Linked DNA regions of Homo sapiens: all the other regions are linked to region 1. A link is a loop called in an ENCODE intact Hi-C map of the cell type or tissue named here. Cell type or tissue: A673. All regions are shown on one strand.

Region 1 (4,000 bases):
AAGCCAGACGCTGATCTGGTTGGCTTAGCAGGAGTTGAGGAATATAAGGACTGAGACAGACTGGGATCCATCTCTCTAGGCCTCCAGGAACCCCTGGTCTCCATGAAAGTGGGAGGCCAACAGATGGACTTTATGGTAGATACAGGTGCTGAACACTCGGTGGTGACATGGCCCATTGGGCTGCTTTTTAAAAACTATGCTACTATAGTTGGGGCAACCAGACTATCAGAGAAAAGGCCTTTCTGTCAATCCAGAAGGTGTGTCATTGGAGGACAAGAAGTCCAACATGAATTTTTATATTTGCAAAATTGTCCAGTGCCCTCGTTAGGAAAAGACTTGCTCCAGAAATTGTAAGGACAAATCTTTACACCAGAAGGGGACATGACTCTAAACCTAGGTCAAAGAAAAGCCATGATAATGACCCTTACTGTCCCAACAAGAGAGGAATGGAGACTCTATGAGAGACGCAAAATTTGTAAAGATGCATTTTGACAGTGGGGAAATGAGGCAATATATGAGGAATTATTTCTCAAGCTGCCAGGGGTCTGGGCAGAAGACAATCCCCTGGGGCTAGCCATAAATCAGGCGTCCGTAGTGGTGGAACTGCTGCGGGGCAATTACCCAGTGTGAATCTGTCAGTATCACATGCCAGTAGAAGCCACCCATGGGATTATAAAGCATATAGACTGGCTCCTTAAATTTGGATAATAGAAAGATGTGCCTCTTCTTGGAACACTCCATTGCTACTGGTGTTAAAGCCCTCTGGGGATTACCGGCCACTACAGGATTTGCAGGCAGTAAATAAGGTTGCAGCTACATTATATGCCATTGTGCCCAACCCATATACAATGCTTGGGCAAATTCCTGCTGATGCTGCTGGGTTTATGTGCTTATACATAAAGGATGCATTATTCTGCATTTGACTAGCTCTTGAAAGCCAGGGCATCTTTGCCTTTGAGTGGAGCTCATCACAGTATACTTGGACCAGGCCTCCCAAGGATTTAAATGCTCCCCAACCATTTTTTTGAGGAAGCACTAGCCTCAGACCTGAAGGCTTTCGTGCCACCAAGTGACCGCTGTGTCCTCTTTCAGTACATGGATGATTTATTGTTGGCTGCACCCACAAAAGAAGAGTGCTTTCAAGGCACAGAAAGCCTCCTTCGTGTTCTGTGGAAGGCTGGCTATAAGGTATCTAAGGAAAAGGCACAAATCTGTGGCCAAAGAGCAAGGTATCTTGGCTTTAACATCTCTCAAGGGCAGTATGAGCTTGGACTTGAGCAAAAAGGGACTGTGTGCGGCATTCCTTGACCTGACACTAGACAACAAGTGTGGGAGTTTATAGGGGCAGCTGGTTTCTGTTGCATTTGGATTCCAAATTACTCGCTCTTGGCAAAAACATTGTATGAGGCTACCAAAGTGGGGGAAAAGGAACCCCTCCTGTGGAGGAAAGAACAGGACATGGCCTTCAAAGAAATCAAGAAGGTTTTGATCCAGATCCCAGCATTAGGACTGCCAGACATGATAAAGCCTTTTTACCTATATGTCCATGAAAGAAAAGGAATAGTTACAGGAGTCTTAGTACAAACACTAGGGTCATGGTATCGGCCCATGGCATATTTGTCCAAGCGACTGGACTTGGTGGCTATGGGATGGCCACCCTGTTTCAAGGCATTGGCAGCCACTGTCCTGTTAGTGGAAGATGCTAACAAGCTCACATTTAAACAAAGTTTAATAATTTGGATGCCCCATGCAGTCGTCACCCTGATGGAGCAGAAGGGTCATGGCTGGCTTTCTAACACTAGGATGTTAAGATATCAAGGGTTTTTGTGTGAAAACCTGTATATAACCTTGGAGACTGTGAATGCTCTAAATCCAGCCACACTGCTGCCAATAGAATGGGTGGAGCATGGAAAGTCCCGTTGTGTGGCCCAGGGTATCACTGTTTTGTGGAAACAGTGGATGAAGCTGAAAAGACTTAAAGAACCAGCCCTTAAAGGACCCAGATGTTGAATACTTTACTGATGGAAGCAGCTTCGTATCTGAAGGAAGACTGGCTGGATATGCAGTGGTAACACTGAATTCAGTAGCCAAAGCCTGCCCTCTGCCGGTTGGAACTTTGGCCCAAAGAGCTGAGCTAATAGCTCTCAATAAAACATTGCTCTTGGCCAAAGGAAAGTCGGTATACATCTATACTGACTCAAGGTATGCTTTTGCCACTCTGCATGCCCATGAAGCCATATCTAAGGAAAGAGGATTATTAACAACTGAAGGAAAGGAAGTCAAAAATAAAAAGGAAATAGAGCAGCTCTTAGAAGCTGTATGGGCTCCAAAAGAAGTAGCAGTCATCCATTGCAAACGGCATCGAACAGGAGGAGGTGATGAGGCTAGAGGAAAAAGAAAGGTGGACAGAGAAGCCAAAAGAGCTGCAATGACAGACGTAACTAAGAAGGAAGAGGAAACCCTTACCACGCCCTTACTGGAGCTTCCCCTTACAGAACCCCCTAACTACTCCTCTAATGAAAAGGCTTGGTTTGAGCAGGAGAGCAGAAGTTACCAGAAAGGAAGTTTGTGGAAGTTCTCAGATGGGAGACTTGCCATCCCAGAAACAATAGCTCCCCAGTTCATAAAGCAATTTCATCAAGAAACGCATATGGGAAAAACCGCATTAGAGACTCGTGTAGGATGGCATTTCTATGTGCCGTGCCTAACTGCCATCACTCGAGCTCTTTGTGAGCAATGTTTAACTTGTGCCCAAAACAATCCACAGCAGGGGCCAACATGGCCCCCAGGGATTCAAGAAACTGGAGCTACACCCTGTGAAAACCTGCTTGTGGACTTTACCTAGCTGCCTCGAGCCAGAGGTTACCGGTACATTCTAATGTTTGTCTGCACTTTCTCAGGGTGGGCCGAGGCATTTCGCACCAGGACAGAGAAAGTTCGGGAAGTAACCAGAATCTTATTAAAGGACATTATTCCTAGATTTTGACTGCCTCTAACTTTAGGACCAGACAATGGCCCAGCATTTGTGGCAAAAATAGTACAACAGCTAACGCAGATGTTAAAAATCAAATGGAAACTGCCAACAGCTTATCTATCGCCCACAGAGTTCTCAAAAGTTGAAAGAATGAACCAGACACTCAAACAGCTGTTAAAGAAGTTTTGCCAAGAAACTCATCTAAGGTGGGATCAGGTGCTGCCCATGGTCCTTCTCCGAATCAGGTGCACCCCTACTAAATTAACTGGGTATTCACTCTATGAGATTGTTCAGCCGACCACCCCCTATCATAACTCAGATAAAAGGAGATTTAAAAGAAATTGGGGGATTAACCTTAAGAAGGCAAATGCAAGCCTTAGGTGAGGCCGTGCAGGAAATACAAGGGTGGGTAAGAGAAAGGATACCTGTTAGCCTCACAGATGCAGTACATCACTTCCAACCTGGAGACTCTGTCTAGATCAAATGATGGAACCCATCCACTTTAAGGCCTTTATGAGATGGTCCCCATATTGTGATCTTGTCTACCCCCACTGCTGTTAAAGTTTCAGGTATCACACCTTGGGTTCATCATAGCTGGCTGAAACCAGCAGTAGCCACCTCCCAGGACCAGTGGACCAGTCAACAAAACCCAGACCACCCGACACGGCTGATCCTGCAGTGAAACCAAGCTGCTGCTGACAAGGACAACTGCCCTGCTCCGACCACACTGGAGGCTGGTCGGTCCATGCATGGCTGAAGCTTGAGGAAACATGGAGCCTTGTTCTAGTCACACAACTGGAAGCTGACTAGTCTATGCACAGCCAAAGCCTGAGGAAGTCAACAATAGACAAGAAAATGTGGATTAAATTTACAAACATAGTTATATTCTTACTTGTACTGATTGTTTTGCTGTCATGATATCTTTGCAAATGCTGCCAAACTTGTTATCCAGAAGGGTGCCCGTGCATAGTATAAGTAAGTTTAATTATATTAGTAATACTGAAGCCACTGACACTTTCACCTATG
Region 2 (4,000 bases), 420 kb before region 1:
GGGAAGAAGGCATTTAGGACTGAGTTAGAAGATGGCATTACCTTGGTACCCTCATCACAATTTCAGATCTGGCCCTCCCCCTACAAATGCAGAAATACAGACCCAGCCATGAACCAGAGTTCCAGGGATGCAAATATGCCAAGGAGCTCCCAAGAGACAAAGGAACTGAATCAGTAAGTTAGTTTCACTATAGGAAATAGATCCCTTTAAACTCAGGGTGTTGGAATAGGCCAGGCCAGGACATTATCTCCCTGTCTCCCTGTGAACAAACCTGCAGTAGATAGCATAGGCCAGTGGTTCTCAGTCTTGAAGAGAATCAAAATCACCTGGAGGATTTGTTAGAACACAGATGGGTGGGCCCCACTCCTGAGTTTCTTCTGATTCAGTAGGTCTGGGATGGGGCCTGAGAATTTGCATTTCCAACATCTAATGCCATAGATCCAGGGACCTTCACTTTGAGAGTCGCCACTTTAGGTTAATATGGGGATTACGTAAGGAGGGGAACTTGGCTTCAGTGATCCCCAAAGGCTGGGGATCTCTGAAAAATCTGGACATTTGATCAGCTGAATATATATCACATTGCTCCTGCTCTTTTTTCACTTGTATCCTTCTTGCAAAACTAACCAAAGCAATAAAAAAATTCACAACAACAAAAATGATCCTAAACAATAATATCAAGCATCACAAAAAAGATAAGTAAGAACAAAGCTGTATCCTTGGTGTTGTAAAATGGTTTTGCATCGTATTTTTAGTTGGAAGTAACCCCAGCTCAAGACCAGAAACTCCTCTGGTATGGTCCAGGTGGGCTAGATCTTTGCCAGCAAGATCCCCAGCCCAAGGGCCTGGAGGTGGATCAGGTAGCTTGGCTGCTCAGAGGAAACCATGCCAGGAAGCTGGTGTGAGGATGAACCGCAATCCACACCTGTTTTCTCCTCAGCACAGCTGTCTCCTAAGGCATGGACACCTCACCATCTGTGCCTTTAACATGTGAAACACATTTTAAAATATACTATTTAATTTAAAATGATATTTGTCAGCTCGCTGCTGTGCCAGCTCCCTCTGCACAGAAGTGTTGCTGACAGAGCTTTAGTACAAAGAGAAGCAGGCCTGCAGGGTCAGCTGGCCAGGGACATAGAGGCTGGGCAACAGTGTGGAAGTTCATGGTGAAGCTGGCAAGCTTTTTATAGCCAGCAGTCATACCCTCACCTTGTCCTCCGAGACCTGGGACCCTCTAGAGGTCCAGGGTTACACAGTTTAAGGTATTGATGTTTCCGGAAGGAATGGCACCTTTGAAACTCTGTGAATTTCTCCATTCTTTCTCCTAACTGCAGTACAGATCCTGTGGGTAAATATTAATCAATCAATATGTCTACCTAAGAAAGCCCCTAATAACACATGAGCTACTATTGCTAAGACACATCCTCCCTGAAAGCTGTCCCAGTACTCCATCTCAGAGCTAGGATGCACCTTCTTCTTTCAAAGTCCATTTTATGCCTCTGTTCAGCCAGTTTGCTTCCCTCCGTTGTGGAAATTCAGAGGATTTTTCACAGCCTGGGTATGACAGACTTGTTCCCACTGTGCTATGAATTCATGCCTGCTCAGACTGCACCACCTTCCCATAAGGAGGTGTTAGGGGTGTCATCTGGGCTTTTAGCTCTGTTGTCAGCTTCGAAATAAATTGTAACCACAATTTGTAGCACAGGGAGGTGGTGAGGGAGGAATGGAGGGAGCAACAGAGAGATAGCTGAATTGTGGACAAATATGCTCTCTGATCAGTTTCTAGAAAAATCTTCCCAGGTAATTGTGTGCCTCAAGCCTAGGGTTGTTGTACATGGATTTTCTGCAAATTTTTATAGCTCATAGCCTAACTTACAGTTTGAAGGGAGAAGGGCCACCAGGTGGGGCTAAAGAGAGGCTTGTTTTGGATGAGGCAGAAGTCCACAGACTTATTTTGTTGTCTTGGAAAAGAGTTTACTTTTAATATCTTAAAATGAAAGTTAAGACCTAGTAAGTCTTTGCAGTTCATATTTCTTCTGCAGAAATGGTCCCTGCTTTTAAGAGTATTAAGCATTGTACCTTTAATCTCAAACCAACTCTATGCAACCTGCCTTCCTGCCTTCCCTCCTTCCTGCCTTCCTTCTCTCCCTTTGTCCCCCCTTCTTCCCTTCTTCCTCCTTTTCTTTCCTCCTTTTCTCCCTTCTTTTCTTACTTCTTTCTTTTCTTCCCTTTCCTTGCTCCTTCCCTCCCATCCTTCCATTTCTCTTTTTCCTCCTGCCCTACCGCCCCCTCATTCTGATGTAATGATTCATTTATCTGTTGAGACAATCCAATTTGCCTCCTTTCCACCAAGCACTATTTCAGGGAGTAGCTATGAATAAAACCCCTTGGATTCTGAAAGGAAGGGCAGAGCAGCTCACTGTCTCATGTCAGAGTTCACTGCTCTAGACTGATTAGCATTATTACTTCAGAGAAATGCCTTCAGCAAGATTCCAACTGGATATTTGTATAGCATTTTCCAGGGAGATATTAACAGTTCTCAGAATAATCTGGTAGTTTGATTTCACTGATGTACTTGTGATTTGTCCTTTTCTGAGAATTTGAACTTTTTTTTCCACTTTAAAACATAATAGAATAGTTTTACATGTCATGCTTTGAAATGTAAATATTTTCAAGTTCTGAGTGTACAGATAATAAATAATGCTCTAAAGTTTTAGATTAATTGGTAATTAATTTTTGCAAAGAGCTTTGAGATGGAAAGTGCTGCATTTCATCATGTCAAATTAGCATTGATTACAGAGATTTTTAAGTTTAACACCATGCAAATGCTGGCTTTTTCAGACTTATAAAATTGTATTTCTAGAACAAAGGGGTGCTTCTTTAGAATCTTACGTCAATTGTTGGATAGATGAGAGAATCAATGACCTTGATGAACATAGCAATCAGTCTGATAGCGCGTGCGCGCGCATGCGCACGTGCACACACACACACACACACACACACACACACACACACACACACTTGAGAATTTTGACTGCATTGGGAAAACAATTCTGCATCACATTATGGGCATTCTAGAGTGTGGAAAATGGCAATGAAAAGTGACTCATTGTGGCAGCCCACAAATCCACTCTTCCTCACACATTGAATGAGATAATACAATTAATTGAGCACATATGTTGATTCAGCCTTCAAAGGTTAAGAATAACCAGGCAAGAGCCATGGGAAGGCAGACAAGCCCTCAGGAAAGTACCTTACAAAGTGGTGACAATGAGCACAGACCATGATGCCTCATGGGGACAGCACCAGCTGTGGAATCACAGAAATAAGAATCACTATTCTCTCATCTGCCTACTGCCTACGTGACCCTGGGAACAGTTACCCAGCCTTCTTGAGTCTGTTTCCTCTCTGAAAGATGAGATCACAAGACCTATCTCGGGGCTGTTTTAAGTAAATGAGGTAAATGAACATAGCACTCAGCATAGTGCCTGGCACATTTTCCATACGTGTTATCCTATGGCTAATGATGCCTAGGGACACCCAGGGAAGGTTTCCTCAAATTGTCACAGGGGATGAGAACCCTTCAGGGTAAAAGTGTTTGAGACAGTAAAACACAATTTATCCAGCAATAAAAATAACACACTTGCATCCTGCTTTGGAGTTTACAAAGCACACAGTTATACCTTCATGGTGTCCTCACGACTTCCTTGTGAGATCAAGACAAGTAAAATTTTCCCAAAGCAGGGATGAGAAGGCTGAGTGATTTGTCCACCGGCAAACACAGCCTGAAATCCAGATCTTTTGATTCCAAGCCCAGTGCTATTCTGCTACATCCTTGCAGGTACCAATAGGCATCCCAGGGTGTAAAAGGAAGGAACCAGGGTCATCTTAGTCCTGGGGTAGAGAAATCATTTTCTCAGAGAGAGAGAGGACTGCCATATTTCTCGTTCTATGAGTAGTCAAAGAACCATTCTTTGGCACACACACACAGACACACAGATGC
Region 3 (4,000 bases), 730 kb before region 1:
ATGCTTGTATAACTATACATTTGTATCTACTTATATTTGTGGTCAATTTTTATATATGTTTCATGTGTGTTTCAAATGGATATATAGCCTGTAATGATTGGACGTAGGGTTCTGTATGTGTATATCAAGTATTGTTTAAACCTTATTTATCTTCACTAATTTTCAGTCTGCTAAATCTATACATTACCAAGAGACATATGTAAAAGTCTTCTACCTGATTGGATTTATCCAGTCCTCCTTGTAATTGTTTTTGCGTTATGTATTTTGAGGCTATGTTGTTATGTAATACTGGTTTGAGATTAAATGTTCCTTATGAATTGTTTTCTTTTGACATATAGAATATTCTTAGTTATTCCTTATAATTAAGGTAACTATATATATCATTTTTCATCCAAGCAGAGACATTTTTATAGTGCAAAGGGACATGAAAAATAATTGATAGATTTTAATTGATCTATAGCAGGTATAAACCAGACTCTCCTGTGCAAACGAGGATGTTGGGTCATCATATTTATGACACTTGTGCTTATGGTGAGTTTTTTCACATGTGTTTTCATTCTTTTATCTAAGCATAGCTCCATCAGGGCTGGTTGATGCTGTGAGAATCTCAAGGGGTTTGAGCCATGGAAATATCCCCTAGACTGGCTTTGCTTTTGTTTTTGAAGATACCTAGGGGACCACTGGCTCAGGGACAGTTCTTCAAATGATTTCTCTGGATATTCTCACAAATGTGGGTAGTAAAAATCTAGCCTCTCAAACTATGCAAAGCACAATCTCTGCAGCTTTGATACCTAACAGGACACTCTTTTCACCCTGAGTCTGAGCAGAAACAAGTTTTCTTGTTCTATGCCCTAGTGGGCTTTTTTCCCTTCCCACTGTGCCTGCAGCATTTAGAGGGTGTTGGTTCTAAAGGGTCTTTGTTCCAACTCAACACCTTTCACAGGCCTTGTCTGCTATCCTTCCTCTGGCAGTTTAAAAACCCAACATCTAGGTTGTTATTTGGTCTAATTCCCTTTGTTACTGCATCATCAACCCTCCCCTTGGCTAAGAGACCTGTTATAGAAACACAGCCTACTGAGGTCAGCCAAATGGGCTGGATGCTTTGGGCTTCACTTTGCAGAAGAACAGAAAGACACAGGAAAGGCATTGAAATTTCAGTCGTTCCATTTTCCCTCCAGCCTTAGCTTTTATAAGTGGGATAGAGTAGAGCAAATGCCTAATTTCTTATTTTACAAATAATGCAGGCTGCTTTTCCACTGGAAGGTAAAAGTCATTACAGCCAGTTTAGATATCACATAACAATTTTCTCACTCTTCTAGTCTGCTGGAAGCCTTGTGAGGAGAAAGAGATTGGGGCAGGTGGGTGAGGACCAGATCATGAGGGGCCACAGAAGCTGTGCAAAGGAGTTTATTTAGATCTGCTTTTTCCACTTAAGCAATTTATGACACCCTCCAACTTTATCTTTTGGCCAAAAATCCTCAAAATCTCCCAGTGTTAACTTAAATGATTGCATTGTGATTTTACCTAAATATTTACAGCTATAAAACCTGGTTTAATGTCGTTACATTTATAGCAGCTATGCAACTATGAAACCAAAGACAATTTACAAATTTAATACAAATAAAACTGTAAAACTAAACAAAATAAAATAAAAAAATTAATTCAATGTGTCAGATCACGTTGTTTTGGAGAAATCAAATTGTCACGCTCAATATGACAATGATCCTGCTATTGGACAGATTGTTTTGAGTTTGACTTGTACTGCATGTCAGAGATGACTCAACTCTTCGCCATTGTTGTCTATTCAAATACTGTGAAACCTTAATTTGGGCAGTGACATGAAGTACTTCAACCTTCATTTGGCCCAAGCCCATTATCTATTCAGCGTTTATTTCCGGACTTTCTTTCGTTAACCTGGAGAAATTAAAATAGTACTACCTGGTGCCATGTGGTTATTAACAGATGCAAATGTGGGCAGTAAAATGTCAGTTTAGTACTTGGTTTTAGAGTGGAAATCCAGATGATTCAGAATATAATTGTATTAAAAAATGTTAATACCATTGAAACGAACAGAGGAAAACATTCTTTTAGAGATTTTAAAGTCCTCTCGAATACACCCGAAGACCTCCACAGCTGAGATCTCAAATATTTTCCCAAAGATAACTGAAGTGTTTCTGATACTTCAAGTACAAGACTAGAAGGTCACCATGAGAGGGCACCACAGTGAAGGCAGAAGAGTGAGTGGTCTGCAGCAAGATGTCCTAAAGACCAACAGGGACTATGCTGAGGTTGGCAGGGGGTATAGCAGTAGATAATTGTGGTGTTCCCCTCAGACCCCCTCTTTAGGCTGATGCAGCTGCTGGGAATATCTGGTGTTCATGGTTCACAGCTGTGTCCTTCTCTGGGACTTGGCTTTAGTGACAGAGATCTTCCTTGCCCAAGGTTATGCCCCTTCCTGTGAACCTGCCCATGACCAGTGACTTGCTGATGTGGAGAAACAAAGGCCTCAATCTCAGGCAACATTGAAGGGCCATGAGAGCTCCAGAGCCCCCCATAGGATCAGCTGAGGCCTCAGTTGCAATTGCATTATGGGTCAGCATTGTCCTCACTCCCTTACAGGTGTAGCTCCTGAGAGGTCTCCCAGTAAAACAGCTGCATACCATTACTTATCTCAGAAACTGATTCTATAGTACCCAGTCTAAGACAGATGTTGATGGGACATGTGATAGAACAGATGGGAGCATACACTGCTGTATCCCCGGTACTCAGCACAGTGCCTGGCACATCACCGGCGATCTGTAAATCCTTGTTGAATGAGTGAATGAATGATAGATTTGAAGAAGCCAGGGATAACTGTCACAATCCTGGCCTTGGATATTGATTAGATGATGGGGTTATTGGGGGGAATATGATAAATGTAGATATTACAGGTTCTCTGATTTACATTTATTGCCTAATCCTGTGCTTTCTTTTTATGCCTGATTCCATACCTTCCCCTGACCCTCCACTATCTCCCCTACACACACCCTGTATGGTTTTCTTGAGGTGGCTAGTGTTTCAGGGAGTTTCAAATGAATTTTGAGACTGTGTCAGTAAGAATTAAATCTGTTGATGCCACCCTGACATTCCTATCTAATAACCTATAGTTGAGATGCTAGGTTTTCTGTTTTTCTGCAGGTGTCTGTGAAGTGTGGCAAATGCTCAGGAGTGATGAGTCCGGGTTTAGAGGGGCCTCATTGCACATAGATACATAAAATGAGAATAATTAAATTGGGTGAGGGGAGGAAATGCTTGGTTCTCTGATTGTTCCAAATTTCATTTCCGGAGGTGTCCAGGGAGTGCTTTCATGGTGGAGACAGGAGCATTACCATTTTAACGAGCCCAGTCTCCCTGTAGTTTATGGCTTCCTTTCACCCATGGCAAATCTGATGGGCAATTGCTTTTCCTCTTAAGGTGGCCTTTCTGGGATCCAAGATTAGGTCAGACACTCCTCCCCACTGTCAGGAAGCCTCATAAAGCCTGTTATGGCTCCTTCCTTTAATTGGAATTCCAGGCCATTAAGTAGTGGCCTAATTTGCTGCCATGGATTGTTTCTCATATTGACTTTGCCAAAGTAAGAAGCAAACCAGATTTGAGTATAAGTCTCCTCCTATGTTGTGTTACTTAAAGCGTCAGATTTGCATTTCTAAAAGAGAGAATAGTTGAATATGCTTTGGGGGAGGGGCCTAAGGAGTAGAAGTGGAGACACTTTAGTCAAACAGAATTATGGAAATGTAAAGGTAGCTGGGTATCGGGAATCAAGTATCCTCTGCTTTTCACTTTATACTTTTTAATCCCAGAGGTGAGGTCATGAATCTAAAGTCACAGAGTTGACTTAGGGCAGAGAGTTAAGCAGAACCTGGGCCATCTGGGTTTGCCAAATAGGAAGGCTTTGTAGGAGCTGTGAGGTTTCTCTTCTCATGACCGGCAGAACAGTTTCTGTTTTCCATCGGTAGAACGG
Region 4 (4,000 bases), 410 kb before region 1:
CCCATGGACCACATCATCCTAAGGTCCAGTCCAGTTGGAAAAATGGAACGGTTTCTCTTAGCATTTCCAACAAGTCTTGAGATTCAATCTGATTGAACCAGCTTAGCTTATAGCTTCCCTACTGAAGCACTTAGTGTGTCTAGTGCATAGGCCTTGGTTACACACCCCTCTGGGAGTTGAGGATGGAGCCTCCAGGTCATGCAAATTGAAATTGATGAGGATGGATTCTGCTTCTCCGCCTACTGCCGTTCCTGCCACTGGTACCCACCAATGAGGCTCTTCCTGAAGGAAGAGGAAACCAACATTAGGACGTTTTACAAAATGGCCACAGCAACAAAAATCCCAAGGATAAAGGGTTTTCTTCTCTTAAAAATCTGTGTATTTTCAGTTGGGTTGGCTGTCTGATACCTAAGAATTATGGCAGAAAGCAAAGCCCCTCTAAAACTACTCAAATATTTAATTTCTGATAAGTGGACTGTGCTTCCCAGTCAGCATATAATGAAATTAGAGTATACAGGGCCAGAATTCAATTGGTTGACATGTATGTATCTGAGAAGGTCGTGTGTTTTAGTTAAGATACATTAGTGGTGATAACAGATAGATTCATCTAGTCTCAGGCTTAATAAGACAGAAGATTATTTTTCATAAGTGTGAAGTCCAAATGGATGATCCTCATTGGTGGGTTACTCTCCTTTAAGTAACAATTCAGGGGCCCAGTTTCCTTTCCTCTCTTGGCTCTGCTGTCTTCAACACTTCTGCCAAGATGACTGTGAAAGTGAGAAAAAGAGTTATGCTTTGGATGATTTTGTGTGGGATACATCTTCGACTCCTATTCTGTTGGGTATCACTCAGTCATATGCCAGGACAGGAGATGCTGGGGATAAACTCTACCCATGGGCCTAGGAGGAAGATCTGAGTTTGGGGAGAGGCTAAGCAGTCTCTGGTCCTGAGGTTTTATCCATCTTGTTATTTGCTCATGTCCTGTTAGGAGTGGGGGATGCTAAGATAGCGGCACTTAGATCTCTCAGAGCAAGGCTGGTTGTGAAGATGGCTTTCTTGGACAACGGCAAAGGAATGTAGAGATTTTGGATCAAAGCCTCACAGTTTTCTGTAGTCCAATCCCTGAGGAGAGGAGGAGACCAGTTTAGGGAGGGAAAAGAGGACATAAGCGGCTGTGAGTGAAGGAAGCATTTCTAAGATTAAATGCTGATGGTGGGAGGAGGACACTTAACAAGATGTCCTCCATGAATTTCATCTGATGACCCATTCGTCATTGTCCAAGGAGTCCTAGGAAACTGGGCTTCTCTTTTCAAGCAGTTGTACATCCAAAAAATAAGTCTCATTCAAAATCTTAAATTATTTACTGCAGCGGACCTAAAATTCTATCAATTATTTATAGCAAGGAAGTCCAGTAGGTCTAAACTTAAAAACTCAAATACACACTGCAGTCAATTAGTAGTGACTGCTTGGAGTACTGTGTTGGGAAGGATTCTGATACTGTATTCAGACTCAGTATGAGAGGAAACTGTAATTGATTATTGGTGTCTATAACGAGAATTGGAGGTTGAAGTAATGGCAGTAAAGCACCATGGTTTCCATTTACAGTTTTTGAAAACATGGTAAACAGAATTGTATTTGAAATATGCAACAAAGCATTCTCGTATCTTAGCCTGAATTAGTTACTTTCTTCTTCAAGATAGCTGGGGTCCTCCACTTTAAGGGGAAAGTGAGTTTTAAATTGGAGAAGTAGAAACAGGTAATTTTGGATCTGGAAGACTTTGGAAAGGGAAGCAATGAGCCTGGGAGGCACAAAGAGGTAGGGATCTCAGATGGTTCTTTTTACCCTCCCACATTGTCCCCTCTTCTCTGTATTGCTCTCTGCCCTGGGATGCTGATCTACATAAACTGTCTTAGTGGGCTCCCATGCCCTTTGGCTTCCAGTTAGGTGGGGACAATGGGTAAACCCTGTCCTGGAGAACAGGAGGAGGGAAAGGCCAGATTATTTTTTTCTGCCTTCTTCTTGCCTCCGCTCTCAAGCATCTGGATGTAGCTGTGCACTCCATGGCCATACCTCCTATTGTGTGGCCCTTCCCCAACCCAGCTCTCACTGAGCTCCAGTAACACAATTTTCATCTCTCGCCTTGACAGCCCTAGGGGTTTGTAGTGGTGTTCTGCTTTGCTAGTCTCTGAATGTTACAACACTTCTTGTTGATTTCTTTAGCCTTTCCCACACCTCTGTAAGTGGTCCCTTCATAAAGTCTCTTGATCTGCACCATCCATCTAAAATGAATCCAGGGTCTTTGGGAATCTAGATGGCGAATGAGAATTTTGGTGATTCAGGGAGATACTAAAGGGACCCTGAAGGAGGCAGAATTTGTTTAGTTTAGCCCCATACTAAGAGTCATCCTCCTTCCCTACTCTTTTCTAAAAACTGGATAAGTGACATTTCTCTTGGAAAAAAAAAATGGAACCTAGGAGTAAAAGGAGGCCTGGGAGTGTCATTTCCTCAGTATTCCAATATTTATGCCTAGCACTTTTGGATGTGAAGATGAGTGGGATAGAGTTGAGTGATATTATCTGGTCCTGGGCAAAAGGTTCTAAATATTAGTGGATTTGACTCTTAGATTTGGTCAGTTAAATTGAACCCATTGGCACCCTCAGATATGATTCCTAATCAGGGCTGTCTTTAGGGTGGATTTTATTTAAATGATTAAATTTAAATTTAAATAATTTAAACTCCCCACTTTAGAGTGAAGTGTGGGGTCCTCCGTCCATATGTATCCTGTAGATGCTGCTTCTGGAGTGTCATTTCTGGCTCAAGATGCACTTGATGCCAATTTCCATGTGGATAATAACACTGGGGACAGTCAAACCCACACAGCATAACCTGGCCCTGCTCTCATGCTCTAGATTCAGCACAAAGTCCACAGGAGGAGGACATTCTCATGGTACTGCTGCTGAAGGCCACAGGGGAGCCAACACAGGGGCCGGGACTTTACAGGGGGTAGCTGTTTTGGGAAACAGAATGTTCTTGCCCTTCTTTTTCCTCCCTCCCTCCCTCCCTCCTTTCCTTCCTCCCTCCCTCCCTCCCTCCCTCCTTTCCTTCCTTCCTTCCTTCCTTCCTTTCTTCCTTCCTTCCTTCCTTCCCGGATATCTGAACAATGCTATTTGCAGAGATGCCTGGCCCTTTTCCAGACCTTCTCTGATATTTTAGTGTATTCTTTGTTTGCCATTTAATACACAGTAAATTTATTTTCTCATCTTTTCCACAGGTTTTGAAATTTTATTTTCAAAATTTGAAATTAAACATTTTGAATAAACAGTTGAAATTATATTTTCAACATTTAACTTGGGAAGCAGGAGACCTGGTCTTAGACATTGCTGTATGACTGTGAGAAAATCAATTTTCCTCTCTGGGTTTCTGGTTTACTTCTATGCAAAATGACTGAGTATGATTTCTAGCACTCTGTCATTGATGGCATCATATGATACTTTGCTTTGAAGCTGAGGCAGAAGTGACATGTGGAGACATCTTCCCATGATTGGTGGCTGTCAACATTCATCTTGGAGAGGTTTCATGGGGGATGAAGACTCAGACTGCCCAGAAGGAGCATAGACAAATGTTCAGAAAGCAGTGACCCTCACACTGTGCTACCTGGTAACATAATCAGCTGTTGATTAATTAAGGGAAGAGAAACAGAAAACTGAAATCTACAGATAATTTTCAAGCCTCATCTTCAGCAACAATTTCAACCTCCTCTCTGATTCCATTGAATTTTTAATATTTTTTTCTTTGTTTTCTCTTAGGACCAGAGCTGCTAACAAGGAAAAAATTGACTGATTTAAATTTCATCTTCTTTAATTTTCTCAGCACAGGCTGTGGTAGGAGTGCTAATGAGCAATGGAAAGACAACAAGGGCTCATCAGAGGGGTGAAAAGAAAGGCTAAAGAGGCCAAAACCCCTGTCTAAGTGGTGAAATTATAAAGAGTGAAGGTCTGC
Region 5 (4,000 bases), 800 kb before region 1:
GCATACCGTCCTTGGGGATTGGTCCTGACAAGGCCACTGGGACATGTGGGGAGACATGGGACATTTCACAGGGTGTTCAGCCATCAAGAAATCTTGCAGTTGATGTTAATGGCTGAGGAGTGCTTGGGGGCAGGAATCCAGGGTGGGCCTAAGAGTAGTTGGTAGTACACCACTGGTGCTCCTTCCTAGGGGAGACTGCTGCCCTCTCTGTGTGTGCTTTCATGTGGAGTGGGGAAGGTGGTGCTTGTGCCGGCTGGGCAGTGGAGCATTTCAGACAAAGAGGCATGTGTTGAGGGGTTCAGAGGTGAGAAGGGGCAGCAGGCAGGAGACCTCAATTAAATGTAAAAAGCCTCAAGAAATTGTAAGCACAGGAGAGCAGTGGTCAGATGAGGGTTAGATAGCTCAGCAGGGAGAAGGAGTACATTTGGACTTGATGCGGAATTCCTTGGCAGATTAGAGGCTTATAGAGAGGGGTCTGGGTGCTCCATCCAGGGCGTCCTTTGTGGGCCATGGGTGCTGTGCTGTGGGAGTCACTATCTGTGGCTGTGGGGCCTTCAACTGACCTTCAGTCTTGCCTACTCGCTGCCTCTCCCAGAGGCACGGATACAACAGGGAGCCTCCCTGTGGACTGGCTTTTCTCCCCAAGCCGTGGGGACCCATGGGGTCTTCTGGGAGGCAGTGGTGGCCTCACCACCAAGCAGCCGTATGACTCTGGGCAAGACTTTTGCATCTAAGCCTCCATTGCCTCACTGTTGAAATGAGAGTAATAATCCCTTCTTGAGAGTGGTAGAAAGCTGAACAGACTGGCCCTGGTAGGTGCTCAGACACTTGGCTGTTTTAATTATTCCTAGTACAGGCAAACCTGCCCCCACCACCCCACGCTTGTGGAGACTTTGCTGGGTTTATTGGCCCTCCTCTGCCCCCAGTCCTCTCTACACTTTATTTTGCTGAAATTCACTTCAACAGGGGGATGTTCAGCCAAGACAGGACAGAAGCTGGTGCTCCTGACTTTTTTGGATTTGCTTCAGCTGGATACAATGTTTTGGGTTGACCATTTAATTCAGATTTCCTAGTTCTCACACACCTTGGAGGATTTTTCCCCGGAAATACTACGAAAGTGGTAACTTCGCCTCGTGTAGAGAGACTGCTCAATGAATAAATTAAGCTAGATTAGAACAGCTGGGTTTCACCAAGCCCAAGGGGCCCAGGAACAGAATTCAAAGGATCAGTGAACTAGAGGGCCAGGCATGGTGGCTCACACCTGTAATCCCAGCACTTTGGGAGGCCGAGGCTTCAACAGCTCAATGAACTAGAATGGGAGATTAGAGCTTAACTTTTGAAATTTAGAATTTCCTTCAGTTATAAATAGCAACAAACCAACCTTTGTAGTATTACCAGAAACTGAGACTTTATTTCTAGAAATCTCAGCTTTTCACATATTGTTACAGCTGCCACTGATTTCTCAAAATGTCATTTATGCCCATCATAAAGGAGCATATCATGAATTTATGGTAATTAGACCTGCCACTAGGTCTTGTTATTTACTGTGTTAAAAAAGAACATCTATCTGCATAGCCCCCACTTGTTTCATAATTGGATAAATTAATTGAAATGCAATTAGTTTTCTTTGTAATTATGAATTTCGGAAGAAGTCCATAGGCTTCTTCTGACACTAAAAAATTGATAAACTTCTAGACATTGGAGAACTGGAAGGATAAAGTGGCAATTCCCAGTTTAGCCACAAGAGGGAACTATTTCACAACTTATGTTTAGAAAGATCATAGCTGGGATTTTTCTTATTTCCTCTTAACTCGTTCTAAAATTGGTTCGAATTTTCTTCTTTACTGTTAGCAGTGTAATTGGGGTGCTGTGATGAGGCTCTGTAGCGGATACCCCGCCAAGAGCTGAAGCATCCCTGTCTCATGAACCCAGGAAGACGTGATATGAAAAAGTGAGTCTCCCAGGCACTAGATGAGAATGCCAAGTTTAGTGCCCCAGCTTGTTTGCTGTCTTCCCCCTGCCCCCTGAAACCTTGTAGAGCAGAGACGATACCTCCTTTTTTATTCTCATAGGAACAGTTCCTTCTTCAGGTTAGAAACACAGCTGAAGGTTTTCCACGAATACAGTGGCTGTTAGAAGAATGTGTTGTTTGTGTGTATGTGTGGGAAGGGGGCAGAGGCAGGGTTGGCGTGGGAGGGAGGGAAATGAGAGCTTTAGAGGTGGAGAGAGGCTGTGATCCTATAATAAAAACCCGAGGACCTGGCCAGGCCTTCCACTTGGTTATGCAGTGGTTGCCCCTAGGGCTGATTTTAATGGGAACAATTTCACACGTTCCCTTGTCGTTTGGCCACATCAGCACTTAGGTCACCGTATATATTTAAGTGCACAGAATTGAGGTCTTAGAGTGTCTAATTGCAAAGGGCGGCAGCCACTTTCACAAGTCAGCATCCTACGGAGGAGTAGCTCTGCAGTCCCTCACTTGCCCTGAAGTAGGTCAGGCTGGAGTAAATGCAGCAGATGTCCACGTGGGCGCAGTCGCGGCCACAGAACACAGTTCTGAGTTCAAACCTACTTGTGACTCCAAAATTAACATTTGTTACACTGTCTGCCTCTCTGGCCTTTAGGGATTGTTGCCTGTTTTTTTTGTCCCCCAATGTTAGTTATGAGCAACATTGAACAACTCACTGTTGAAAGCAGGGCTTTACAGGCTCCATCCTAAATGCTGGGGCCAGGAGAGAACCAGCCGTAAGTGCTGTGGATCCCTAGAGCTCACAGGATGCTTGGCACGTGTTGGGTAAATACAACCCCTCTGAATACGGTCCTTTCAGGTGTGTCTACCGTGTGACCAGCAAGTTGTTGATCTTCTCTGAGCCGCAGTTTCCTCATACATAAAACGGGAATTCTTTTACCTCAGGAGATTGTGGTGAGAAGTAAGGAAACAGATAGTATACACAGTTAGCACCGTGCCTGGCCATTGTTACTGAGGATCACAGCTTTGTTCCTTAAGCATATGGTGTGCATGGGACAGACAAATAGTAGCCAAGAGCATGGGCTGCTGGTGCATCCTGCCTCACTTTATGGCACTGGTGCTGCCAATAACCTGGTGAACTTAATAACTGCTCTTCATTAAAGTGCCAGGATTTATTTTGTGAGATGACAGTGTGACAAGTTGGTGCAGAGCATGGGCCCTGGAGCTGGATGGCCTGGGCTAAGTCCCAGATATGACTTATGGCTGCAAGACTTTAAACAAGTTCCTTAGTGTCTCTGTCTTTAGTTTCCCATCTTTAGAGTAGGGACCATAATGGTACTTTCTGCATAAAGTTATTATGAGTTAATGCATGAAAAGCACTAAGAATGGTCCCCGGCACATTAGCAATTACTCAAAATTATGAGCTATTATTATTACTGTTATTGTCCTAGACAACTTGCTAAACATTCTCTGATGACAAATTTCAAGAGTTGTGTGAATCTTCTAGACAGTCTAGACCAGTGGTCTCATGCTTCTGGAACCTGTTTCCTCAACATGCTAGGGTAGTGGGGTGAGGATGGGATGGGAATGGATGAACCTGGGTGGTACGGTGGTGGGGGTGATGGTGGAGGTAGTTGATCAGTGGCAGTGGGACTGTGGTGGTACCACGGTGGTGGAGTGATGGTTGGGTGAAGGTCGGGTGGTGTGATGATGCCTGGGTGGTTGTAGTGAGGTAGTTGTTGGTGCTGTGGTTGTTTCTGGGGTAATGGTGGTGTTGGTGGAATGATGTGTACTGGTGGTCGTGGGTAGTCATCATTGGTGGGGTGACGTGAGGTGGTGGAGTGGGTGATGGAGTGATGGTCAGGTGGTGTTGGTGGAATGATGTGGACTGGGGGTGGTGCATAGTTGGTACGGTGGGGTGGTTGGTGTTGGTGGAGTGGTAGGTCGGTTGGGGTGGCTGTTTGTGATGGTGGTGGAGTGATGGACAGGTAGTGTTGGTGTTGTTGATGGAATGATAATGAAGGGTTGGTG
Region 6 (4,000 bases), 770 kb before region 1:
AAGAATTAATCAGAACAATGCTAATGTATTCTCCTCTCAGTGCTTCTAAAGCTTTAGATCATGGCTGCTTCTCAGGCTGATTATGGGTTCAAATAACAAAGGGATTTAGCAGGCAGACAACTCTTTCTAGCTATCAGATTGAGGAAGCTGGAACTAGGAATGAACTTTGTTAAAAAAGTTTATAATCTTTATTCCTTTATGTGGGAGTTTTAATACAGGTTAGTTTGGGCAAGATGACTTGAATAAAGAAAACAAGCTCTGTCCTCCCTGACTCCTCACACTGTCAGCTCCTTGGGGCCTCAGCCTGAGAACTGAGCAGGATTGCCTATCACCCACCACTGTCCTGGGCGACACCCACTCTTCATGGTGTCACCTCAGGGCCCAAAGCCCCCAGAGCTGGGACTTGACTACCCACTTCTCCTGCCCAGTGGGTAGAAGCAAGGAAGGTCTTGCAAAAATAAAAGCTGTGGCCATCAAGTAGAGGGGCGGGGGAGGAGGTGTGCGAGCAAGGCTGGAGGACAGCCGCCGCACCCCACCCCCCCATGGGTTATCAGTTGTTGCATTCCCTTGGAGAACAATTTACGACTGAGGAGGCAGGTCCCAGAGGCTTCAGCAGAAATCAAAAGGCAGCAGCAGTTATTACCTCGTCTGCTCCTCACATCTCTCCTCTCCATCTCCCAGCTTTTTTTAATATAAGGGTCTGCTGTTGTGGCCTCGAGAAGCCCCTGTCTATTCTCATACTCATCATCTCTCGTAGAACAAAGTGACAGTCAAGGGCAGTGCAACGGGGGACTTGGTGGTTTCCTAACAGTGAATCATAGTAATAGTGAGCCACTCAGTGCCAGCCACAGGGCTAAATTGTTCCATGTGTATTATCTCGGTCAGTTGGTCATTATTGTCCCCATTTTATTAAGAAGAAAACTGAGGATGAGACTACATTGTAAGTGGTGGAGTCGGATTTTAAGCTCCAGGTGCAAGTACTTAAAACACTCCCCTCTGCTGCCCACTACGGCTGCAGGCTTCCTGCACACTCCAAGCTGTCTGCAACAGGGTTGTCCTGTGCACTGTGTAGGGGCCACTGTGCTATTTAAAGACAGAACTGAGGCTCTTTTTGAGTACTTAGCTGCTAATTAAGTGTTGACGAGTCTCTGTTTCTCCTTTAGCTCTTTGTGTTTCAAGCACAGCCTCTTGTCCAGCAGCATGGACACTGCCTGGAAGCTTATTAGAACTGCAGACTCCTGGATCCACCCACCCCAGGCCTGCTAGATCAGAATCTGCATTTTAACAAGGTCCTCCTTGGTCCAGTGTACCATTTGAGAAGCTCTAGAGGTGTTTTTGCTATACAAAAGCTAGTTCAAGGGCTTCTTTCAGAATGGGGGCTGGGGCAGATGCAATACCTAGAAGTCCCATGCTGGTGTGTCCCTGTTGTCAGAAACAACGATTTCCCTGCAAGGGATGGGGAAAGCCAAACCCAGTTTTAGTATCTGTTTCCAGGGCAATGAACAAAATAGCCCAAAGAAATACTCTCAGCAGCTCTCTGAGTTAGGCAGATCTGCCAGTGTGCAAACGCTAGATGGCAATGGATGGCCAGGCACGAGCGGGAAGCAGGCATAGCTCTGTCACTGTCAAGGGGCAAGACAAAATGATAAAGGCAAGGTGCCGGGGGAGGAAGTGCGCTTGAGCACAGTTGGGTTGTGAAGGGAGATTGTTGGGATAATATTAAAGAAACTGAGACTTCACCAGCAAGTCTGGGAAGGTTTTTTTGTGGAGTGAGAGATTTGGGCAAGAGTGATTGCTTCTTTTTTGCCTCTAGCTATGTTAAACACACCAGTCTCCCCACAGGGGAGGGATGTCAGCAGCTGGTATGGTGAAGCTGAGGGAATTAAGCATGGGTCAAAAGTTCCTAATCTACTCCCTGAGGTCAGGGAGGCAGTGGCAGGCATTCTGCAACATTGGTTAGTGAAAGCTGGCCTGAGGGAATGAGCACATCCTTTCCCACCACGCCCTGTGCTGGCATGATATGCCCACATGCTGCCCCGGTGCTCGTGGGTAACACCCTCATGCCTCTTAAAGACTTGGAGGTGAAGTGCTTGGATCACAGTCCTCTTGTGTCCAGCTGTTTGGCTGAATCTGGGGTGGAAAAAAAAAAGCAGAATTATCCTGGCTCCTAAATTTCTCTTTTCTTCACCCTCCACAGATTCCCTGGGACTAACTTGTAGGGTGGAGCCCTGTTGCACTCATATTGGAGAGGCTGGAGTCCATCTTTGGACTTGAGGGACTTGGCTTCTAAGAAAACAAGGCAAAGGGAAGTTTTGTGAAATTCCCCAAATTGTAGGGTCACCTTATAGAGCTGGCCTCTTTTATTCTATGGTGGTTGGTTCCGGTAGGACCCTCTCATTTGGTCAGTGGAGCCAAAAGTTGAAGAATTTTGTTGGACAGTCGTTGAAGAAAAAGCCATGTTTTCTTGACTTGTTGGTGAGAGTGCTGCCTGAAATATCTTGGAGTCATGACAGGTGGGTAGAGACACATTATTCTTAGAGATTTCAGTGTTTAAGTTCAGGATCTGGACTTTTGCAAGTTATTCTCTTTCTCTAAGCTGAATTTAGGCTTGGCTGGACAGCTGACCAGTGCAGAAGTCTACAAGCCTATAGGTAATAGGGTTCAGAATTATAGGATGGATGCTAGAAATTATTCTGTCTCTCTCTTGCCTTGTTCAGATGGGAAAACTGAGGCCCAGAGAATTCCATTTGGTTTATTTCAGCAAAACATAGGCAAGTGCCCACTCTGGGCCAATCCCTGTGCTGGAGATCTAGGTTATAACGAAGAGTATGAGACACAGTACCTATTAGTATATGGATTAGTGATCAGCTTATCCATCTAGCTTATGATTCAACTTGTAAGCCCAGGTCACCTGGCTGGCCTGCTGGTGAGTGATGAACACAGGCATAGACTATGGAAGGATTCATTCCTTCTTTCTTCTCTCCCTCCCTCCCTCCTTCCCTCTCTCCCTGCCTTCCCTCTTTCCTTCCTTTCTTCATTTTTTTTTTTTAATTCTGATGATATTTTAAACCTTGAGGGCTTTGCATTTACCGGGTGGAAATGAGTAAGCAGCAATATTAGTGATTCCAAGGACATGTTTGATCACTTTTGTCCTTCCCCAAAGGCCTTGATACAAGACATAGTGCTTTTAGACCTGAGGAAGCAAATTTATTTATTTTTTAATTTATGGGAACTTGCTTTAACTTCTAAGAGGGGGAAAAAACCAAGCTAGTACACTTAAAGGCTTTTTTTTCTTTTCTTTCTTTCTTTCTTTTTTTTTTTTGCTTGAGGAAATACACCTTCTGCGATAGATAAACTCAAAAATACACCCAGGAAGATGCTGTCCAAACTGCAACCCAACCACAATTTACAGTGGGCTGCCCTCATTCTCCAAGTTCTATTTCTTTTCTTTTAGGGTGTATTACTTGAGTAGGTTTTGTAGGTAGAAAGAAATGGTGAATTAAAAATAAAGATGTTACCATCTTTTCTGGAAAATTGCTAGTGAATGGCTGCATCTATTACACAGTGGTATGCAATGATATGAATATCTCAGGTAAATAGACCCCCAGCCCTCCTCACTATTGTGAAATCTGGTAAAGGCTACTGTTTGGGCTTCTGTGTCTGTGCTGACCAACAGGAAGAATTAGGGGCCTAAACATCAGGCACTTGAAGTTTGCATATAATTGAGCTTCCGGACCTCTAAAAATCTTACATTTTATTCACAAACACAGGCATCTGCTACTAATTAAAGTATCAGGGTATAATTATACCCTTTCTTATTAGTAGATATGGAATCTGACAGTTGCTTAGATACAAAATAAGCAAGTGCAGATTGCGTTCTGCATGCTCTTCACAGGCTAGGGAGACAGAACAACAGAATTTTCAAATGCTCTGTGTAAATGAGTCTTGTTGCCCAGAAAATGTGAAGTTCTGAATTATCATTGGTAAATTTGCCTAGGAA
Region 7 (4,000 bases), 580 kb before region 1:
ATCTCAAACTATTTTCTTTGTTCAAACATAAGAAGCAAAGCTCATCCATTCAAGTTTTATCATGAGATTGCAGCAATTTGGTCATATTCTTAGGGTCTACTTCAGATTCTAGTTCTCTTGCTAATTCAAACACAACTACAGTTACTTCCTCCACTGAAGTCTTGAACCCCTCAAAGTCATCCATGAAAGCTGGAATGAACTTATTCCAAACTCCTGTTAATGTTATTTTGACCTCTTCTTATTAATCAAGAATGTTCTTAATGGCATCTAGAATGGTCAATCCTTTCCAGAAGGTTTTTGATTTACTTTGCCCAGATCCATCAGAGGAATCACTATGGCAGTGATAGCCTCACAAAATGTATTTCTTAAATGATAAGACTTGAAATTTGAAATTACTCTTTGGTTTATGGACTGCAGAACAAATGTTGTGTTAGCAGGCATGAAAGCAATATTAATCTTTTATATCTTCATCAGAGCTCTTAGGTGAGCAGGTGCATTGTCAATCAGCAGTAATATTTTGAAAGGAATCTTTTTTTTTTCCCCTAAGCAGTAAGTCTCAACAGTGGGCTTAAAATCTTCAGTAAACCCTGCTGTAAACAGATGTGTTGTCATCCAGGCTTTTTTTTTTCCATTCATAGAGCACAGAAAGAGTAGATTTAGCATAACTCTTAAGGGCCCTAGGATTTTCAGAATGGTAAATGAACATTGGCTCCAACTTAAAGTCACCAGCTTCACCAACCCCTAACAAGAGGGTCAGCCTAGCCTTTGAAACTTTGAAGCCAGGCATTGACATTTCCTCTCTAGCTATGAAAGTACTAGATGGCATCTTCTTCCAATAGAAAACTGTTCCATCTACATTGAAAATCTGTTGTTCAGTGTAGTACCTGTATGAATTGTCTTAGCTAGATCTTCTGGATTACTGGCTGCAGCTTTCACATCAGCACTTGCTGCTTCACCTTGACTTTTATGTTATGAAGATGGCTTCTTTCCTTAAGCCTCATGAACCAACCTCTTCTAGCTTCAAAGATTTCTTCTGCAGTTTCCTCTCCCCTCTCATCCTTCATAGAATTGAAGAGAGTTAGGGCCGTGCTGGAGATTAGGATTTGGCTTAAAGGATTGTTGTGGCTGATTTGACCTAGCCAGACTACTAAAACTTTCTCTCTATCAACAATAAGTCTGTTTTACTTTCTTGTCATTCATGTGTTCACCGGAGTAACAACTTTAATTTTCTTCAAGAACTTTTCCTGTCCATTCACAACTTGTCTGTTTGGTATAAAAGCCCTTGCTTTTGGCCTGTCTTAGCTTTCGATGTACCTTCCTCCTAAGCTTAATTATTTCTAGTTTTTGATTTAAAGTGAGAGATGTGCAATTGTTCCTTTCACTTGAACACTTCAATGCCACTATAAGGTTATTAATTGACCTAATTTCAGTATTGTTGCATCTCAGTGACCCAACTTCTTTATATGACTTAGTCAAGCAGGTTTTAATCAATTCCCAAATTAAACTTCACTGTTTGATGCAGAATTATATGACTCATTTTCTATTTTAAGCCAAGCATGCTTATTTCCTGAACCGTATACTTTTGTGCGTCCCTTGGCGATGCAAACAATTTCTGCAAGGGGGAATCCCCTTACATAAGGCTGACATATGCTTTTATTTTCTGCTACCCAAGATTATGTAATTCAAATAGAACTTAAGGGAATGCACCTTAAACACATTTAGGCACAGAGTAAAGCAGGATTGAGTGAAGAGCGAGCTCAAATTCATGGAAAAACAAATAAAGAGATATGTCATCCTTGTTTTGAGGTTGTGGGCTCATGGAAGTGGTGACATTTTCCAGGGAGGGTAGAATTGTGTGGAAGGGAGAAAACAGGAAGGGATTAAGGATTTTCATGTATATTCCAGGCACCATAAAGATGTCATTTTATTTAATCCTCATAACAAACTGTATGAGGCACTAAATTTACACACAAGGATGGTGAGGTTCAGAGTGGGCAAGTGATTTGTTCAATGTCTCACATAGTTATTAAGCAGTGGAGCCAAGATCTTAACCACGTCTGACTTCAAAGATCACACTTCTCCTAGAATACTATCAGGAGAAGAACGAAGGATTTAGAACAAATTTCTAGAGGATTCCTGTTCTTGGAGGACATTAGGAGATATAGCTATGTATCTAAATAAACACCCCTACCTGATTTTTTGTTCTTATAAAGTGAGGAATGCCTCTTGATGTGCTTCACAAAATTTATTTTTAAAAGCAAAAGACTTTTTAAAAATTGTAAATGTCCACTAAACAATGTTTTAAACCGAGGGTGAGAAAGATGGTGAAGAATGTCCCAAACCCACAGCAAATCAAATTTATTCTTGTAAATTACCTATAGGTAAAAAACAGTATTGAATAACTGAGTCAGTCAGATCTGAGTTTGAATTCTGATTGCTCCTGACACGTTGAGTGGCCTCAGACACGTTCTTGAACCTTTCTGAGGCTGTTTCCTCATCTGTAAAACAGGAATAATAACACCTGCTTTGCAGAGTTGACACTTTTCAGGGACAACAGCTAAGCTGTCCACAGATGGTGATTCCTTCCTTTCTCAGAAGCAAGTCTTCTTCAAATGCTGGTGAAAGCATGAAGAGCCATTTGGTAGAACATCAAAAGAAGGCGGAAGATAAACTAATTGTGCTCCCTGAGGAGTTTCCTTTAGGGGGTGATTTCTGCACTCTTATCTTATCTGACACCTACTGTTTTCCCTGCTTTCCCCTTTCCTAGCCCTCTTTTGTTCATTACCACTTCCACAGAAGTGGAGCAGAGAAACTGGGGAGACAAATCAATAAATTAGTGTTGCTCTATTTTAGCTGTAAGGGAAGGTTTGGTGGACAGTGTTTTATGTGTTTGCTTGAATATTTTGGACTGTTTGGGTTTCCCTTTTGGATTTTCTTCCTCATCTCCATCAGAAGCTGTGTGAAGTACACCTGTGCCCCAGTAGGCTGGGGGATGGAGTGGGATCCACCAGATAGACAGTGGACTCAGAAGTGGGGAGGACTCAGCACCACGGCCCAGGTATGCATCTACTCACACAAGGCTGGTGGAGTTTCTTGGGCCTCTCTGGGGGTCTTGCCTGTGGGTTCCTGGCACTCAACCTGCAAGACAGGGCCTGGTCCCATGTAGAATCTAGTGCAGGCTTGGACTCAGGAAGAGGAAGAACACCAGAAGTAAGAGAAGGGGGCTTCTGGGGTATTTGCTGCATGCCCATTTTAGGGGCTTCCCGCTTCATTCTATACCCCAACCTCCTTGACTATTCCTGTTTCCTTAACAGTCACACTTTCTCCTTCCTAAAATCCCTTTCCTACTTTCTTGCCAGCCTAACGCTTACTCATTCTTCACAACTCATCCTGGGCATTATCATCCTTAAGATGCCTTTGATACCTCCTCCTGGACCCTTTTTCTAGGTTAGGCAACTTGTTCTGAGGCTCTTGGTGCTGGACCTCACATTTTTCTTGGTTTCCATTACACTAAATTCTGAGACTCTGTTGACACATTAGGGGAAGGGATTGCAACTTGTTGATCCTAAACCCCTCTCTTTCTCTGTGTTTCTGAACCTGACCCTTGCTCTTTACCTCTGCTATCATCATCCCACTGAGCTCTCCCCATCTCTATCCTAGACTGTATTGGACTTTTACATTGTCCTCTGTCTTGAACCTCATATCTGTTCTCCAAACGAACCACCAGAGTGTCCTTCTAAAATATAGATTTTACTGTGCCACTCCTCTACTTAGGTGTTCATGGGCTCCCTCATTCCTGTAAGGCGCTGCATTAGCCTGAGTCTTAGGTCGGGTTGTACCCGAAGCAGACCCTAAGACAAAGAACCAAGTGCAAGTAGCTTATTTGGGAGATGAAGGAAACTTGAGAGGGGGTGGGTATGTGAGATAGGGAAGGAAAGGCAGCCAATATAGGGTGTGCTGGTGACAGAATATCACAGGGGCAATAGGAGCTTATTCCTGA

What was found. Peaks named below come from ENCODE experiments on the same cell type or tissue, not always from the same donor. Only the 100,000 strongest peaks of a DNase experiment are listed, where the experiment ranks them.
Region 2: it touches region 1 in a loop (5-fold over the local background); 49 of 110 quality-filtered maps call a loop at or near these places.
Region 3: it touches region 1 in a loop (5-fold over the local background); 3 of 110 quality-filtered maps call a loop at or near these places.
Region 4: a loop joins it to region 1, with 14 times the contacts of the local background. A loop is called at or near these places in 46 of 110 quality-filtered maps.
Region 5: a loop joins it to region 1, with 11 times the contacts of the local background. A loop is called at or near these places in 87 of 110 quality-filtered maps.
Region 6: it touches region 1 in a loop (5-fold over the local background); 8 of 110 quality-filtered maps call a loop at or near these places.
Region 7: it touches region 1 in a loop (6-fold over the local background); 10 of 110 quality-filtered maps call a loop at or near these places.

What each region holds. Positions count from the first base shown.
Region 1 is chr3:34,681,951-34,685,950 of GRCh38, forward strand. No RefSeq gene overlaps it. Among named protein-coding and RNA genes, the nearest start is that of LINC01811, 520 kb to the left of the region's middle. In A673, a CTCF peak has its summit at 2,117 (motif pointing left); DNase peaks (open chromatin) are centred at 751 and 2,061; H3K27ac peaks cover 1,729 bases.
Region 2 is chr3:34,258,898-34,262,897 of GRCh38, forward strand. The region is part of intron 2 of LINC01811 (long intergenic non-protein coding RNA 1811); the gene reads left to right. Among named protein-coding and RNA genes, the nearest start is that of LINC01811, 100 kb to the left of the region's middle. In A673, a CTCF peak has its summit at 1,895 (motif pointing right); DNase peaks (open chromatin) are centred at 1,904, 2,354 and 3,214; H3K27ac peaks cover 4,000 bases.
Region 3 is chr3:33,952,940-33,956,939 of GRCh38, forward strand. No RefSeq gene overlaps it. Among named protein-coding and RNA genes, the nearest start is that of PDCD6IP, 160 kb to the left of the region's middle. In A673, a CTCF peak has its summit at 2,204 (motif pointing right); DNase peaks (open chromatin) are centred at 1,802, 2,232 and 3,492; H3K4me3 peaks cover 317 bases; H3K27ac peaks cover 3,618 bases.
Region 4 is chr3:34,273,036-34,277,035 of GRCh38, forward strand. The region is part of intron 2 of LINC01811 (long intergenic non-protein coding RNA 1811); the gene reads left to right. Among named protein-coding and RNA genes, the nearest start is that of LINC01811, 120 kb to the left of the region's middle. In A673, a CTCF peak has its summit at 2,331; DNase peaks (open chromatin) are centred at 2,384, 2,976 and 3,496; H3K27ac peaks cover 3,939 bases.
Region 5 is chr3:33,881,888-33,885,887 of GRCh38, forward strand. No RefSeq gene overlaps it. Among named protein-coding and RNA genes, the nearest start is that of PDCD6IP, 85 kb to the left of the region's middle. In A673, CTCF peaks have their summits at 1,729 (motif pointing right) and 2,522; DNase peaks (open chromatin) are centred at 1,784 and 2,464; H3K4me3 peaks cover 323 bases; H3K27ac peaks cover 2,874 bases.
Region 6 is chr3:33,914,403-33,918,402 of GRCh38, forward strand. No RefSeq gene overlaps it. Among named protein-coding and RNA genes, the nearest start is that of PDCD6IP, 120 kb to the left of the region's middle. In A673, a CTCF peak has its summit at 1,569 (motif pointing right); DNase peaks (open chromatin) are centred at 1,599 and 3,739; H3K27ac peaks cover 4,000 bases.
Region 7 is chr3:34,100,886-34,104,885 of GRCh38, forward strand. No RefSeq gene overlaps it. Among named protein-coding and RNA genes, the nearest start is that of LINC01811, 56 kb to the right of the region's middle. In A673, no CTCF peak of the experiment used is centred here; a DNase peak (open chromatin) is centred at 1,596; H3K27ac peaks cover 2,388 bases.